2 separate regions of the Homo sapiens genome follow, and region 1 is linked to region 2. A link is a contact called in ENCODE Hi-C or POLR2A ChIA-PET data. All regions are on one chromosome and are shown on one strand. The core of a region is the stretch at or near the end of the contact, and the rest is flanking DNA. Distances in the headings are between cores, read along the strand shown. Region 1 overlaps LOC101928105 (a long non-coding RNA gene). Region 2 holds the start of SUCNR1 (succinate receptor 1).

Region 1 (5,693 bases), core at 533-3,032, 1.1 Mb before region 2:
TTTTTTTTAAGAGACATAATGATTTTTAGTTTTTGAGACAGGGTCTTGCTCTGTCATCCAGGCTGGAGTGCAGTGGTGTGATCTCGGCTCACTGCAACCTCTGTCTCCCAGGTTCAAATGATTCTCCTGCCTCAGCCTCCCAAGTAGCTGGGACTACAGGCATGCACCACCACACCTGGCTAACTTTTGTATTTTTAGTGGAGACGAGGTTTCACCATTTTGGCCAGGCTGGTCTCGAACTCCTGACCTCAGATGATCTGCCTGCCTTGGCCTCCCAAAGTGCTGGGATTACAGGCATGAGCCACCATGCCTGGCCTGCCTGATATATTTTTAAAATGTTACTTCATTGGTTTTATTTTTGGAGGATGCTAGAAAACTACCTCATTGTTTTGAAAACTGATAAAGGAAAATAATCAGGCATTTATGTTATCTTTCCCTTGTAAAATGTACCTTACGGTAAACCAATAGTTGAAAAGAGGAAGTTTGTCACTATAGAAGTTTTCCAGTTCATAAAAAAGGAATGATTTGAAAGATCATTCTGTAATGCCTCACAAGTGAATATGAGCCATCAATGGCCGATAATATCACTAAAAGAGACAGACAGAGTTAGAGGAAGAGAGCAACAGCCATTGTCCTTTGTGTTATAGACATACACATCACTACCATCACCTATGAAGCAGTCTTCTTTTTTTTCCTCCCCAACAGTTCCCTGGTTGGTTTGAAGCAGTCTTATAAAAAGAAAAATCAAATCTGAATCTGATAAAATGATATTCTGGGGTTGCAATGAGACTATAGGAAACTCTGCTATAGGAACCCTGGGTTTTTCAATAAATAACTTCAAGAAAGGAGAAGAGATGGAGGGAGAATCTGTAGATTAAAAAAGACATAAGCATTTTATCAGTAGCAATGTAAGGATCTTATATATGTATCCCAGTTCAAACAGACTGTATATCAACCAGAGAAATGTGACCTCTGACTGGATATTTGATTATATTAAAATTTATAATTTTTATAGATATAAAAACAGTATTGTGAGTATGTTTCAAAGTCCTAATCTTTAGATATTCTATACTGAAACATATACAGATGAAATGATATGATGCCTGGGATTTGATTCAAAGAAATCCACACGTGGATGTAGGTGAGGGTATAGATGCAGGACAGCTGGCCAAGAGTTGATAATGGTTGAAGTTGGTGATAACACATCGAATTCGTTATATTATTCTCCTTCCTTTTGAAAATTTACTAATAAAATGTTTTTTTAAAAGTTATACATCTTGGCTGGGTGCAGTGGTTCACGCCTGTAATCTCAGCAGTTTGGGAGGCTGAGGCGGGTGGATTGCTTGAGGTCAGGAGTTCAAGATCACCCTGGCCAACATGGTGAAACCCTGTATTTACTAAAAATACAAAAATTAGCCGGGCATGGTGGCAGGTGCCTGTAATTCCAGCTACTCGGAGGCTGAGGCAGGAGAATCGCTTGAACCCGGGAGGCGGAGGTTGCAGTGAGCTAAGATGGCACCACTGCACCCCAGCCTGGGCAACAGAGAGAGACTCCATCTCAAAAAAAAAAAAAAAGTTATACATCTTGACAGCAATAATCATAAAATTAAGCAAAATTAGAAGGAGGGAGAAACTTTGTGTGTTACTTTCTTCAATTTTGGTGGTGGGAGTGAATAAATATGGTCTAAAATTGAAAAAAAAAGTGATAAGAAGAATTAATTGTGAAGGCACAGCAGGCTGTCTCCAAGATGCCTCAAAGCAGGAAATGGAGTGTTTCTGGGCTCCCTGGGGAGGGATTAGGACCTGGCAGGGTGGGCGGCAGTGGCTGCTCCCTCCACCCCTAGGGGCCTCTTGCTATCAAGGCTTTTCCTTTGCTAGTGTGCTGACTTTCCAGGGCTGTGTGACTCTGGTGCACACCACTGACTGTCTTTGACTCTCTCAAGAGAATCTGACTGGTGGCTGCTCAGCCAATGAACCGCTGGCCTGGGTAAGGTCTTATCAGCTGTGGCCTGCATTACAAGTTTGTGGGTGTGTGAATTAGTGGGGGGTTTGCATGGGGTGTTCCAGGAACTATGGGCAGGGCAAATTCTCTAGAAGAAGTAGTTTTTATTGTGGACAGGGTTCGTCCTGAAATTTAGCTAGTATGAGGATGGGTTAAAGGATAGATTAGAATTAGGGACCAGACAAGACACTGCTGAACTTTGATATTCACTCGGCACGTTCTACGTGTCTGACCTTGTGTGGGTGTCAGGAACGCGGGAACAAAGGAAGTGTGAGAGAAGAATAGCCCTGAGAAGTGGATGGGAGGTGGACAAGGCTGGACTTAGGCATTGAGTGGTTTGGTCTTGATCCAGGAGAGGCTGATCTCTTGGCACATCCTCCTAACTACCTCAGCCTTGCAAAAACCTACCCAACACCCAAGGCCCAATGCACGCGCTGCTTTCTCCCGGAAGCCTTTTCCAATCCTCTTTTGAACTCCATAGCAATTTGTACGTCCTTGTCTTAACTTGCTTTGCAAACATAGTTGATGTAGTTGTGGTTGCATATTTCATGCTACTGTAAGTTGCCTCTTTGTTTGATGCTTTCAGACTTCTGCTAGACTGTAAAGTCCATATCTGAGTCACTTTTGCAGGCAGCAGGGCTGTTGGAAGGGCTACATTCCTGAGTGTAAATCCCATTTTCACTGCTTACAAGCTGTGTGACTTTGGGCAAGTTACTTAGCCTCTCTGAGCCCCCACCTTCTTGTTTGTTAATGGGAGTGATAATACCCACCTCAAGGTGTTTTGTTTTGAAAATTAAACCATATCAAGGATATAAAGTACAGGACCAAGCACAGGGCAGTTGATTGGTGTGTATTGAATTGAGGAGGAATAACTCGGATCTTGAGGGATGAGCAGCATTAGCATAGTGGGCGAGATAAGGGAAAGGGAAGGGCATGCTCCAAGCTGTTCTCTTCAGTCCCTCCAGGGGAGGGGGCAGCGTGCGGGGCCACACTCTGGACAGGGCAGCTACTCCTCACATTGTCAGCAGAAGCCACTGCAGTTCTAGGACTCAGGCAGCCACACTCTTGTCCAGTGTAATGGAAACTGCCTTCTGAGCTGCATGCACCCTTACTTGATATCAATGTACCAGGGACTCGGATCTGTAACTAGAACAGCACTTACAGCTTGTCTCTCAGGGAAATGGTGTTGGATGGTCCTCAGGAATATTTCTTCCAGGTTTTCATGGAACCTAGAAAAACACCACAGCTTGCTAAGGTGTAAACCTCTCAGATGCCTGGGATGTTCTAGACTGAGCTGCAGCCAGTGCCTTTCTCCTGTTCAGGGCTGGATATGCACAGACGCCCTCACCAGGGCCTTCTAAACATAATTTGCTTCAACCCTTGCTTGTTGGCACAATTTTTTTCCCACCTCTCTCTATTTCAATAATGGCTGCTTCCTGACCATCTCTACTGCATAAGTAAGTAATCTGCCCTGGAAACTTGTCTTTCTGATTACTTTGCCCCCGCTGTGATTGCCTCCTTCTCCACATCATCCATTTCGCTCTCTCTTTTGGATCCTTCCCATTGGCACAGTGCCATGCTCTAGTGGCTCCAATTTTTAAAACACAAAAAAATCTTTCATTGATCCCACTATTCTCCTGCAGCAACTGCTTCATTTCTCTACGTCTTCTCTGCGGAACTTCTTAAAAGCCTTGTCTATAGCAACTTGTCTATAGCTCTATAGCTATAGCTCCTGCCTCCTCTCCTCACCCATGCCCTGTTCTCTCCCTCACCTGCTCTCCTCTGGGCTTCTGTCTTCTCCACTCCATGAGACTGCTCTTGACATCTTGCCATGACCTCGATTGTCTTCTCAGTGGCTAACTCCTCTGTTCTACTTGAGCCAGATTTTTTTCCTGGGGTTCTGTGATGCCGTACTGTCTAGGAGTTCCCCTCATCTTGATGGCCACTTCTTCTATCCACCCTCATTTCCAGGCTCTGGCTCCTCATGTGACCTCTAAAAGGTTGGCAGTCCCAGGAGATAGGCCTGAGTCCCACCCTCTTTTCTGCCTGTATGCACCTCCCTCCATTGCCCAAACCCCGGGGTCTTCTCACTTCCACCCCACAGCTTAAACACCATACATATAGTGATGGTGCACACATTTTGGTATTTCCATCCTGGCCTTTCCTCAGAGCTCCAAGCTCATACAAACAACTGTCTGGTTGATGTCTTCAGCCATGTGTCTCTCTAGATTTCTGCCCTATGCTGGCTCCTTCACTAGTCTCTGCCCCAATACATGGAACTTCTTACCCATTTACTCAGGATGAGAGCCTAGGAGTGATCATCCTTGATTCTCTCTTTTCCTTATTCCTATAATCATCACCCCTCTCCCACCCATCCAACTTTTTAGCAACTCCTGTTAACTCTACCTTGAAAACATAGCCCAAATATGCCCATTTCTGTTAATCTCTACCTTTGCTCACTCTGTCCAAGCCATAATTATCTTTCACTGGGTGAAATGCAATAGCTTCCAAAATGCTTCCATTCCTGCCCTTTATAATCATTGTTTTTGTTGTTTTGTTTTGTTTTAATTGAACAGCTACAGCTCTTTTTAAAAACCCGAATCCCATCATCCATGCTCCTTGAAACTTTCCAGTGGCCTCCCATTGTACCTGGAAAGAAAGCCAGACCCCTAGCTGGCCTCACAGGGCAAGGCTCTAGCTCCTTACCTGCCTCACCTCAAAGCATTTTCCCTGCTGGTTCTGCCTCAGGCCTCTGCACTTGCTGTTCCTTTCTTGCTGCAATGCTTCCCTCCAGGTGGTTTTTACATTCACTTGCATTCCTCAGCCTTCCCTGGTTATTCAATCTACAGTATTGGCAGGTGACATCACTTGTCTCAGCGGCTGTATGAGAAATACAAGAGAAAATGAGGCAGTGAGGTTGGACTGGGTCAGAGGTTCTCAACCCTGACTGTGTGCTGGTCCCTTCTGGGAAGCTTTAAAAAGCACACAGAAGCTCAGCCTTACTGCCAAGAATTCTAACTTAGGTCCTGGCATTCTTTAAAGTTCCCCACATGATTCCAAAGGACGTGTGGGGTGATAACCTTTGATCCAACCAGTGCTTCCCAAACTTGAACATGCATCCACATCACCTGCATACTGTGTTAAAATGCGGATTCTGGTCAGGAGGTCTGGGGTGGAGGCTGAGATGCTGCATTTCTGACAAGTTCCCAGGTGATGCTGATGCCGCTGGTGCACGGACCACACTTTAACTAGTGAGGGTCTGAACGATTTCTAGGTCTCCATCCCCTTCTAGCATGCCATGACAGTGGGGAAGGCAGTTCCAAAGCACAGGTGGTATGTTCTGTATTCACCAAGCATCCTGCACCCCTCCATCTTGTTCATCTTTATCTGTTACAAGTAAGCAATATTTCTGCTGATGGTCAAAATATGTGAAAGCCAAATAAGAATAATGATGGATCACGTGATATGGTGAAGGGGCATGGACTCCACGATGGGTTCATATTCCAATTCTGTTTCTTACCAGCTGTGTGAGTGTAGGCAAATTACTTAATCTCTCTGAGCCTTCATTTCCTCGACTCCAAAATGGGGATAATAAACACTGCTTATTTTATTGAGAGGATTAAATGGGTTAATACAGACAAAGCACTTTGCACACGATAGGTACCTAATGGATGGCAACTGCTGTGATCTT
Region 2 (5,283 bases), core at 1,060-3,559:
CATCTCAACATGTTATATGTAAAAAAAAAAAAAAGACAAAACAAAAAAACTTTGCCCCCTCAAAATTTGATGTGCTATACTGAATAGAAATAGTTTCTGAGGAGGTTTCTACTCTCACAGGCAGAACTGGCTACATATTTAGTAGAGCCCAGTGCAAAAGAAATATATGGGGTCCCTTGTTAAGAAGTTATGAAACATTTTAATTAAGAATGTGACAGTAGAGCATTAACTCAACTGTGTGATCTTTTTTGAGTGTGAAGCACTGTGAGACTACACAGTAGCATACCATGAAACCCACCCTGCTCACAGGGTCATAATTCTGAATCCAGCCTTGTTCCCGTGCAGCTATCATTTTGCAGACCTGCATAAAGCTTTGTAGCAGAAATACTCGTGACCTTTTAGTAAGTCTTTCCCAGTAACACTCTAGTATCTCAACTGAGAGCATTCGGAGGAAACAGGAAGTAGGACTTGGGAGGGAAACAAGGCTACCAGGCTACAGTCTAGATGACGTGTTCTATGAAAAAGGAGAAGCATAGACCAATTTTTGTCTTAGCAGCCAGAGTGAGATGGTAGTCAGGAAGTGGGACGAAGAAAGAGGAAGCTCTCGGGAACTCCCACCACCCCACAAAGGGGGAATTACTCTTTTCTTCCATCAGAATGGTGGCAGAAACCTGTGAAATACATCCATTTGTCTTTGTTTCTTGGAAGGGGTTCATGTTAATTTATGTCTAAAATTAACAAGCCTGGCATTGGTTATTCAAATGCTTTTTGCCCTTTTAAAAATATAGACAAAAATAATGTTTTAACCTTTCTTCCTTCTAAAAGTAGAAAAGAATTGCATTACTGAAAAATACCTGTTATTAATTCTTAGACTTTGTTGTGCACAAGGGTATTGTCATTCAATTCTGTAGGCAGTCAAGAATCAGAGTCGGTGCTTTTAGAATCCAAGTACATAGGCTTAAGCTCTGGTCCCTCCCGTTATTGATTCTGCAATCTTGAGAAAGTTAATTGACCTCTCTGAACCTTAGCTTTTTAATCTGCAAAATGAGAAAAATCTTAAATAATAACAACCTCAGAGGATTACTATATGCATTTGATGCATAAAGGTACTTAGTGTAATACCTGCCTGCCACATCACAAGAACTCAACAAATTATAGATATTTTTATTTCATGTAAATGCACATGTTTGTATACATAAATATTCATACATGTATAAATATATTTTACACATGTATATAAAGTGTGTAATATAGACACATATGTATGTATATATGTATGTGTATATATACATACATATATTTTGAGTTCCTGAGTTTTTAAGCTGTCAGATATTGGTGAGGAGAAATGCTTAGTTAGGAGGATGCCTGTAACAGAGCTTCTTTTTGGGCTTCTGCCTGTCATTGCTAACTCAATATTCAACTTACATAGCATTTAAATTGAATTACTGCTGCCTGCACAATTATGGGCTTTCTTAGTATAATCCCTATGCTTCACATCAAGAAGACTGAGTGTTTACTTGAATCTAAACCTAATATAATGCTTGGAAAAAGCCAGGTGTGCTTCCTGTCTGAAATGGTGGTAATGTACTTCCAGATGTTTTTCAGAGCATTGATTGGGATATATAAATTGCCATCTATTAAGGTTATTTTACTTAGCATCTCTCTCCCTAATCCCTAGCTATCTGATGTATCTTTTATGTGTTTCTTGATTTTAAGCACAGAAAATAAAATGGAAAATAACTTGAAGCTCTAGTATCTTTTTGCTAGTACACCAACATAGCATATATCCAGGTTTCCCTTTAAAATTTCAGTTTTATAGTTCCCTCAAAGTTATTGAAAACAGAGGTTTCGTTATTATATTCTCAATACAGAATTCACTAAGAAAATTAATTTTAAAAAAGAAGAAAAGCAGAGGCAACTGTATTCCCAATATAAGCAGTATTTACCACTTCTTATTGTGTAAATATGCAAATAAAATGAAAATAAGGAATGCTTCTCTGTTGCTTTGGTAGTGGATAAAATAAGTTCAACAGTGTTTTTCTAAAAATCTATTTGGTAAATGTGTTTCCTGTGAAATGAGTTACTTGTTTTTTGTCATTCAATTGCAAAACTGCATGTGAAAATAAAATAAATGTGAATGTGAAAATAAAAGCCTCACAAAAATTCCTCTGCATGAACATCTCTGACTGGGAGGTTTGACTGAATAAATTATTCCTGGGCTTTTGAATTATTAATCTTGGCTGCAGGATATGCAAATAGGATATGCAAATAGGACACTGTAATAACCATGTCCAGTGGCACAACACTGGGTCAGAAGCTATATCCAGCTGCTGGCAGAGTTCCTGTCAAGGGATCAAGTCTTCCAACAGAATGGTAAGCTACATGGCAAATTGTGCCTCTCAGTGTATAAAGTAAGGCCAGATTTCCTTCTAAAGGTGACCTGTGAGCAATTAAGGTTTTCAGTATTAAGTGTTTAAATTAATTCTTTATAAATAGATGTAAAACAGCAAAATAATTGAAAAAAAAAAGTCATTTTTATCTCTACGTTTATTTTTCAACAAATTAACTGTCTTCTTTTAGTTGTCAAATACTAATTTTATTTTATGTAAAAGGATTTATTATATTTGCTAACATCTCAACAACTTATATTTCAACAAAATAGTAATTGGATTTACCTAAATAAATATAACTACTTATGGGGAAAAATTAAAGTTCCTAAATGATTTGAAACAATCATGTATTTGATACATACACACACACACACACACACACACACACACACATATACATACATATATATATATATATATATATTTTTTTTTTTTTTTTTTTTTTTTAAGACAGAGTTTCACTCTTGTCACCCAGGCTAGAGTGTCTGAGTGCCAGAGTGACACATTTACAGCATGTGTTGGCTCACTGCAACCTCCGCCTCTGGGGTTCAAGCAATTCTCCTGCCTCAGCCTGCAGAGTAGCTAGGATTACAAGCGCCCACCACCACGCCCGGCTATTTTTTTTGGATTTTTTAGTAGAGATGGAGTTTCACCATGTTGGTCAGGTTGGTCTCAAACTCCTGACCTCAGGTGATCCACTCATCTCGGCCTCTCCAAGTGTTGGGATTCCAGGCATGAGCCACTGTGCTGGGGCATAATATTTTTATGTTTAGAAAATAATGTATTTGGGGGAATTTTCAGGCATCCTAAAAATTAAATTTAACATTTATGTGTGTAAAAATGATATTACCCAATAATTAATTTACTTAGGAAAAATGAAAAATTGCAGAAACCATTTCTATTCTACCTTCCATAACTTTTCAAAATGTGTGTGGTATTCTTAAAGAAGTTAATACACAATTTGTGCCATACTATTACTTTTTAATACCTTAATTTCTGGTGTAATGTATGGAATACATAAAAATAAAGTTACAAATGTTAAATTATTATATCTTTTCAGTGTGAATATATATTTTTGCTCAAATTATTTAGTAATCAAAAAAGTAATTTGTTAAAAAAAATTCTCATGTTACCATGTAAATTTGCCTTAAGGTAGCACTTAAAAGTAAACATTTTACAAATGTTATTTGTTTAATTGTGATGACTATAAAAACAAACAATTAAAAAGCTAAGAAACTATCACATATATATTTTAAAGTAAATTTCAAAAATGCAGATTTTCAAAAGGCTGAATATATTTAAAGTAAAAAACATTTTCAAGTTAAGTATTATTGGTCTGCTTATGTGAGTAAATTAGATATTGCTTCTAGTTCAATAATTCTAACAGTTTTAGATATATTTTTGGACTGGAAACTAAAGATTTCACTTTAATTTCTGCTCTTAAAAAATACCTATTCAAAATAATTCATCCAAATCAGTTACAATTTATTTATCACTATTTCCATTTCCTAAAAATTAAGAATATAGCCACTAGATAGCAGAAGAGAGAATATGAATTTTTCATGAGGGAATTTTCTCTTTAATTGGGAGTTTTGCTTAAAGGAGCAACTTACTTCATATGTTTATAGAATTGCGATGCCACACTAAAAACATACCCAACTATAAACATATCCAATTTGAAATATAGTATCTTCAAAATTTTGTATCCTAGTGAAGTTAAATTGGTCTGCAAATATTGCACAGCTCATATTTATAAAATCATAATCTATTAGAATTATGAACTTAGAAAAAATGAAACAAATGTATCAAAAAATTATAAAACATCATAAAAAAATCTCATTTTTATGAATAAAAATTCAGGTAAATATTAAAATGTAAAAGGGTACCCAAATATTAGGAGTGGTCTGTTTACAGACCATTTTTATTTCTTATTTTTGCCTATTTGATTTTATGAGTGTTACACCTTAACAATAATTTTACACATACATTTTTAAAAAGTTGTTTCAAAAAAATGAAGAAACAACTGTATGAGAAGAAAGACAAATATGATAATTTAGTCATTCATTTCTCTTATTTCAGCTCTACTCCTTCCCTACTACTCCTTCAATCCCCGACCTTCTGGGCTACTATAAAGCAGAATGCTCCTTGACTTTCATGTGACCCGTCACCTGCCTGAGTGATAGTTGCAGGAAATCAGGCTCTAGTTGCACAAGTCTTTGTGGCTATATTTTCCTTCCATTGCAGTCAAATCTTTCTGCTGTGCACAATACATAAGCTATTAACATTACCAGTGGTGACTAGGCAGAAAGATAAACGTTATGACCAGAAAAAAAGGAAATGCAAAAGTGAAACAAATTTCTTGTGTCAAGGAAACTTTCTATACCTTAATTTTCATTTGAATTTGTGCACCAGCTTTTTGAGTACCCACAAAATAACAAGAGCTCAGAAATAAGGCCTGAGAAGGTCCAACATTTAAAACTTGGGCAAAGAAGGATTAAGCCACAAAAGAGCATGAAAATGGAGAAAGGAGGAAAACAAGGAGATTGTTGTGTCATAGAAGATAGGAAGAGAGTGCTTCCAGAAAGTGTGGACTTAAAAGCTACTGAGAATAAATAATAATAGTAAAAACTGACCATTGAGCTAAAAAAAATAAAGTTTGTTAATATGTTAAAGCCTATTGACATTTTTGCTATATTTCTAGAAATTTAAAGTTTTTAATATTATCAAATAGATGCCAATTTTGAGAGAAAAAATGATAGGAAATTTAGATAAAAGGAGAAAGGAAATAATAAAAACTACCTGAAATCTCATCATTAGAGATAAAGCTATTAACATTTTGATGCACGTCTTTCTAGACTTCTTATGCTTATTAATTTCAGGTGTCATTTCTTAA

What was found. A loop is a pair of places that touch in the nucleus more often than their neighbours do. ChIA-PET counts read pairs that join two places held with the same protein, here RNA polymerase II (POLR2A).
Region 1: a loop to region 2 is called in a map with no recorded cell type, with 4 times the contacts of the local background. The contact joins the enhancer-like site here to the promoter of SUCNR1 in region 2. A Hi-C loop is called at or near these places in 1 of 37 single-sample maps with no recorded cell type. POLR2A ChIA-PET finds 5 or more read pairs at or near these places in 1 of 52 experiments (Panc1).

The regions. Positions count from the first base shown.
Region 1 is chr3:150,731,634-150,737,326 of GRCh38, forward strand. LOC101928105 (a long non-coding RNA gene) reads right to left here. Exons shown (of 3, transcript NR_121657.1): 2 at 4,709-4,882; 3 at 2,838-3,231. Among named protein-coding and RNA genes, the nearest start is that of SIAH2-AS1, 27 kb to the right of the region's middle. RefSeq lists a cis regulatory region at 1,673-2,364. Within about 2 kb of position 1,783, at least 4 of the 41 ENCODE cell types and tissues checked have a DNase peak (open chromatin) inside an H3K27ac peak, as active enhancers do.
Region 2 is chr3:151,871,334-151,876,616 of GRCh38, forward strand. It overlaps SUCNR1 (succinate receptor 1), which reads left to right and starts at 2,310. Exons shown (of 3, transcript NM_033050.6): 1 at 2,310-2,373. All of the region lies in intron 1 of AADACL2-AS1 (AADACL2 antisense RNA 1), which reads right to left.